2 separate regions of the Homo sapiens genome follow, and region 1 is linked to region 2. A link is a contact called in ENCODE Hi-C data. All regions are on one chromosome and are shown on one strand. The core of a region is the stretch at or near the end of the contact, and the rest is flanking DNA. Distances in the headings are between cores, read along the strand shown. Region 1 has its middle 34 kb from the start of LINC00242. Region 2 has its middle 210 kb from the start of LINC00242.

Region 1 (3,077 bases), core at 543-3,042, 180 kb after region 2:
TATCATTTCTGTCACTTTCCCTTCATTCCTGAAGTTCCAGATTATCCTTACTGTTTCTCTCTGCTTGAAGTTTCTGTGGCGCTTCTTTTATCACAGGTAAATTGGAAATAAATTCTTAGTTTGTCTTCATCTGAGACTGTCTGTATTTCACATTCATTGCTGAAAGACACTTTTGCTGGATATAAGGTTCAAGGTGCGTAGCTCTTTTCCTCCATGCTCTGGGCCTGCTGTGCCACTTTGAGGACTCCAGGGCTCCTCCTGAAGGTGAATCCACGCTCCTTTGGATTTTTGCTCCCTGTGCGTCACGTGCTGATTCCTCTGGCTGACTTTAAGATTTCTTCGTGTTTGGTTTTCAGCTGTTTTATTATGCTGTGTCTGGGTGAGGGACTTCTTTAAGTTTATCATCTTTGGGTGGCAGAATAAATTTCATAAGCAGCCTACTCATACTCTCTCAGATGAGTCATCACAATGTCTAATTGGCTAAAGGAAACTCTAGAGTCTTGAAGGAGTTACTATTTTCCCCCAAAATTAACTTAGAAGATCGAGAGTAATAAACCATTCTTACACATATATAGGTGCACTAGAAATAAAAAGAAAAAAAGAAATGTTTCTCTCTATTATTTTCGAGTAGGAAAAAAATGACAGCCTACATTTTAAGTCTGGGCCTTACATATTATTTCTGTGTACGGTGAAAGTGGAGGAAAAGGCCTTCTGTGTGATAATTACGGACAAGGTGCTTCTGGGGGGCTCACAGAACACAACAGTTAACAAGCGGGTGTCTTCACCAATCGTCATTACAGCTAATGTAGGCTGAGCAGTTCTTACACGGCAGGTGCTACACCCACCTCTTTACATGCACCCTCTCGTGTTATCCTTGGAACAACCTTGTGACCTTAAACATTATTAACCCCAATTTGCAGGTGAAATTGAGGCATAAGTAACTTTCCCAAGAACATACAACCAACAGATCCAAGAAGTCCATGTTCTTAAATCCCGACATGAACTCCTGTCACATCCTGAGAAGGCACTCATGCTGAGCAAGTTAAAGGAATCATCTCACCCTACCCACACATTAGCCAGGGGGGCCATTTCCTGTTTCATTTCCTATCAGTGTGTGTCTGTTCTTATTTGGAAAAGTAAAGGAGGCTTGGCTTAAACCAATCTATCCTTGAAGCCACATTTTAGAAGGGTAAATATTGCTTCTCATGTCACATGTTTGATCATGCTTCTAAACTAGCTGGGCAACCAGAGGCGCTGCCTCGGATCTGTGCTGCTCAAGGACACAGCTCTCCCTGTGGCTCTGGGTTCTGTCCCAATTCTCTCCCTCTGCTGCTCTTAAAAAGCCCTTATCCATTAGAGACACAGTAGTTACATAAAATTATATCTTTTGGGATGGCCAGAAAATACTCCAATCCAAAGAGAAAGAGAGATAGAGAGTGGGGACAGGCAGAAACTGATTAAACAAGTTGAGTCGTGAGTCAATAATTATTAGTCATAAGCCACTTAATTATTAATCAGGTGGTACTTGGTACATGGGAGTTCATTACACAGTCCTTTCTACATTTGTATGTACTCTTTAAACATCAAAATAAAAAGTTAAATTTTAAAACACAAATAGAAAACTAGTGTGTGTATAGATGTGTGTATCCATGTATATACCTGTGTGTATAAATCTGGTTTCTGCACTTACTGTTCTACTGAAATGAGTGGCTCTACGACGGCCCCGAATTTCCGAATCCTTGGGTCTGTTTTTAGACTTCTTCGCAACCAGTCGGCGGTGGACTCTGCTGATCTCTTCATTTATATGAACTGGCAACTCGCTGCCCTCTCACAGCTTTTGCGAGCTCCTTAATTTCTGCCGTGTTCTTGGTTTATTTGGAGTCAGGTTTCCTCTCCCCCATTTCTCACACGTTTTCCCTGAAGATGCTCTTCCGCTCACACGGCATCTACTGTTACCAAGTCTGAGGGAATTCCTGTTCTAAATCCCTTTTCAAAGCAGCAAATTGTGCTCTGAGGCAGCTCCTGTCCCTGGAGCAAAGGCTCTGGTCACTAAGGAGCGTTCTCGCGCACGTGAACAGCGCCCCCTGCCGTGGTGTGGAGATATTGCGTCATGGAGACCCTCCCTGCGCAGCTGCCGGCAGGACCCGAGTCTGTCCCCTACCTGGGAGACCTCTTGGCAACCAGGCAGTTTGCGGGGGTTGCTTCCTTGGCCCTTTCCACTCATCGGTGTTGAAGGGTTAGAGCAAACCAGCCGCCCTCAGCCACCAGCTCCCAGCAGATGAAGTCAGGGGTGTGAGAAGACGCTTCCTCATCCTTCTGTGACTCGAGGTATCTCTGCCCTTTGGGAAGCAAGAAGAACAGCAGCCGTTTCTGCCAGTGTCCTCATACAGCTATGGCTTCAGCAAGCCACGCGTGGTCATCTGTCAGGGTCTGGGAAGAGAAAGAAGCCACGGAAGCTACCAGAACAGATAATTCCCATGAGGGACTTGATGTAGGGAATCCGTAGGTAGAAGGTCCTTAACTGGGGGCCAGAGAGGAAGCTGCTGCCTCCCCAAGCTTGGAGGAAGAAAAGGAAGAGACGGACTTGTTCTCATTTTGACTCTTGAAGAAGGGACACATGGCCTGAAGAGGAGGCCCCAGCTGCTGTGAGGGTCTCGGAGGGAAAATTGCAAATGGGGTTTGGGAGCCACTGTGCAAAGTGAGTGAGCAGCCTTGCAGCTGTGGAGCATTGCAGGGATGCAGAGCCCGGCTGTGGCACTGAGAAGGCCGCAGGTGTCAGCGCCGGGCCCCTCCTCCTCCCGAGGGTGGGCAGGGCTGCGCTGCTGGAGGATGAACACCTGAGGGCTGGGCTGCTGCAGGATGCACTGCTCAGGTCACTCACTAGCGGGAGGGAGAATTTTAGGACTGACTAAAGTCTCCGGACACATCCTTGGCAAACACAGGGAAGATACGTGGTTAATGCTCCAGGCAGAATGCGCAAGCGTCCCAAATTCCTAGGCTGAAACCTCACCCACAAGGTGACAGTGTTAGGAGGTGGGGCCTTTGGGAGGTGATGAGGTTCGGAGGGTGGAGCCTCA
Region 2 (2,919 bases), core at 250-2,749:
ACTGTACTTACAAAGTTTCCAGATCATTTGTTAGCAGACCGCATAAGCTCAGAGAGCCCACTAGGCACTGGCTTGTTACAACAAGGACACAGCTGGGGCTGTGCTTTGCCAGGGACCCCTTCAGCAAGCCAAGCACAGGATTCACCTTTCAGAGGCTATTTTCCGACCTTCTGAACATGTGAGGTGCCTGGTCCTCACAAGTGTGTCCTCACATTCCCTCTCATGACTGAATCTGAGCACTTTTGCTTTCAGAACGAGGGGCCTAAGGAATCCAACCTGGGTGAATATTCTGGTATCTGTTTTGCATCTGATGTTGCCTGAGAGGCCACCTCAGCATCCCATGATGTGGACATTGGTCTAGGCCTCATTTTGTGATCCTTCCTGCCACCAGCCCGTTCCCTCTCTCACCATCAGTGACCATCTTCTGCCCCATAGCCACAGCTACACACGTAGACGATGGACTTGTTGGTTCTGTATTTACCTAAAGTTCCTTCCAAAGAGCACTGCAGTCTGAGTCTGAAGAACTCGAGGAGGCAGAGCTGTTCCTGTGTCTGTTGTGGGGCCAAGGTAGATGCTAGGTCTTCAACAACTTTGCTGTTTTTCCTAGCAGTGCTCCCATGTGTGTCTGGGCTTTGGAGCTCGACTGACTCTCCCTTGCCTCGGTTTTCAATAATGACCATATTCCTATGTAGACTCCTCCTCCTGTCTGTTCTCTGTCTTGGTGAATGATTATTTTTACCCAGTTGTGAAAGAAGGAAACTGAAAATTGTATTTCACATATGCCTTTCACTCATGGATCCTTCCTGCCTGCTTGTATCACAACCATCAAAGCAGAAGAGAAGGACGCCTCCTAGAGAACTGTTTTCTCCTCGTCTCTCACTGACTCTGTTTATAGCCTCCTCGCTGGCCGTTGGGCCTCCACACTCCACAATGCGGCATTTCTAAGTATTTAATCTGCTCATTTAGCTGCTGCTTAGAATCAAGGGTAAAATAGGAACTTGGTGATGTGATGGATGAGGCCGGAACCCTTTGCGCTTCCCAGGCTTGCGTCTTCTCTCCGCATCCCAAATGCCGCTGCATACACATCCTCTTGCATCCTGGCTTCATTGCTCATCTGCTGGCAGTCAGATGCTGTCCTGTGCCATGCTCCCTCTGACCTTTTCATCCTGCTTTGGCCTGATGAAAGCTGCCGCTCTAGTTTTCACCACATATAAGGACAAGCAAGCCAAAGCCCTCTTCCCCACCACCTTGCAGTGTGGCCTGTAGTTTCTTTCCATTTGGCCTCTCTCCCCAGTTGGCATGGCCACTGTGTTGTTTGTCTCTCCGCCAGCAGCAAATTAGGAAGGTCCTTTGGAGAGACCTTTGTGGAAGGGAGCAGCTTCCTCCCTCAGGGAAGCCTCTTGTGCAGCCAGGACTTCGTGCTCCGGCCTGTGACCTCCCCACCGCCAGCCCCCGCTTGAAGGGAAGAGAGAGCTCCAGGGGGCAGACGCGCTGGCCCGGCTGTTGGCCAGGCCTGGCTGTCCTCACTGGGCAGGGCTATGGGAGTTCACGGAGGGAACCTGCAGTTCCTTTTTCTTTCTCACAGACACTCCTGCAGGCAGAGATAAGCAACTCAGGACACACTTGGACCTCCCAATCTCGGATCTCAGCCCGGTCCCAGCCCCGGCCTGGCATCTTCTCGGGCACCGCCTTAGGCCCTGTGCCTGTCCTCAGTTGCACTCATCACAGTTGTGGCTAAATAATCAATCATGCAAATTGCCAGTTGGTATCTGCTCCTCCATGAAGGCTGGGAGTTCGTCTTACTCAGCGCTGCATTCGGAGGCCTGGCACCCACAGATGTGCTGCCGGAGGTTGTTTCAGCTCCCGCCTGCCTCCTCCCTCCCTCCTCCTTCCCTCTGTCCTTATTCCCTCTCCTTTCCCTTTCAAAGTAATGGAATGGGGGAGCCTTGAGCTACATAGAGCAAGCCGTCAGGGAGCCCAGGCTCCAAGGTCCCAGCAGGGGCACCCCATCCCTGGTGCTGGGAGGTCAGACGAGACCCCAGGAGGCGCCAACCTTTGGCGGGATGCATGGAGACCCTCCCCAAGTCCCTCAGGGAATCCCCTCAGTGCCGCTTCTGCCTCATCTCACTGCCCTGACCATGCTGCAGGAGCCCACTTCCTCCCTCAGGCCCTGGGTGTGATGGGAAGCATCAGCAGGCAGCGCAGGGGAGTCGGACGCCTGGCAGATGATGACTCCTGCTCTAAAACCAAACACACTCCCCAGGAAAAAAGTACCCATTAGCTTCTTAATACAAAGGCAGTGCATCGTATTGATTCAAAATGAGAAAATATAAATACAAAAATACAGAATGAGGGGAAAATCTTGACTGCCAACACTTGGGTGCATATTCTTCCAACGTTCTTCTAGGAGTGTGTGTCGATATGTTTTTAAAGCAATTTACGACCATACCTTAGATCCTACTGTGTGTTCTAGTCTTTTCACTTGATTATATATGAGAAGCAACTTTATAGCTACATTTCTTTTAGAATAAACTTTAGAATTAGTCAAAGAGCCACTTATATTCCAGAAAAATCTATACAAAGTGTGTTGGGCAGGTTGTGTTCACTCTTTACACCATCCCAGCATACCAGTAATGGAAGTATTAATGGAGCAGACAACACATTGTGTGTGGTGTGCATGCATGTGCCATGGGCCCGGTATGTTTATGCATCCAACAATATTCCTCGAGTGATGTTTATGTATCAGACACTATTTTAGGAGCCTAGAAGACATCTCTCAATAAGAACCGCAATGTTCTTCTCATGGAGTTTCTATTCTGGGGGATGTGAATTCAACGATTTTTTGAACATAGAATACAGGTTACAAGAAAGGAACATGCTTGGTGCCAAAATATTTTTGATTACAGATAACTTTTAAAC

What was found. A loop is a pair of places that touch in the nucleus more often than their neighbours do. Pooled maps may share reads with other maps.
Region 1: a map of left cardiac atrium shows a loop between it and region 2 (2.1-fold over the local background). The contact joins two enhancer-like sites. A Hi-C loop is called at or near these places in 4 of 168 maps with a recorded cell type or tissue (OCI-LY7, endothelial cell of umbilical vein, heart left ventricle and 1 more) and 3 of 50 pooled maps.

Annotation. Positions count from the first base shown.
Region 1 is chr6:169,830,831-169,833,907 of GRCh38, reverse strand. No RefSeq gene overlaps it. Among named protein-coding and RNA genes, the nearest start is that of LINC00242, 34 kb to the right of the region's middle. Within about 2 kb of position 1,792, at least 3 of the 41 ENCODE cell types and tissues checked have a DNase peak (open chromatin) inside an H3K27ac peak, as active enhancers do.
Region 2 is chr6:170,009,956-170,012,874 of GRCh38, reverse strand. No RefSeq gene overlaps it. Among named protein-coding and RNA genes, the nearest start is that of LINC00242, 210 kb to the right of the region's middle. Within about 2 kb of position 1,499, at least 8 of the 41 ENCODE cell types and tissues checked have a DNase peak (open chromatin) inside an H3K27ac peak, as active enhancers do.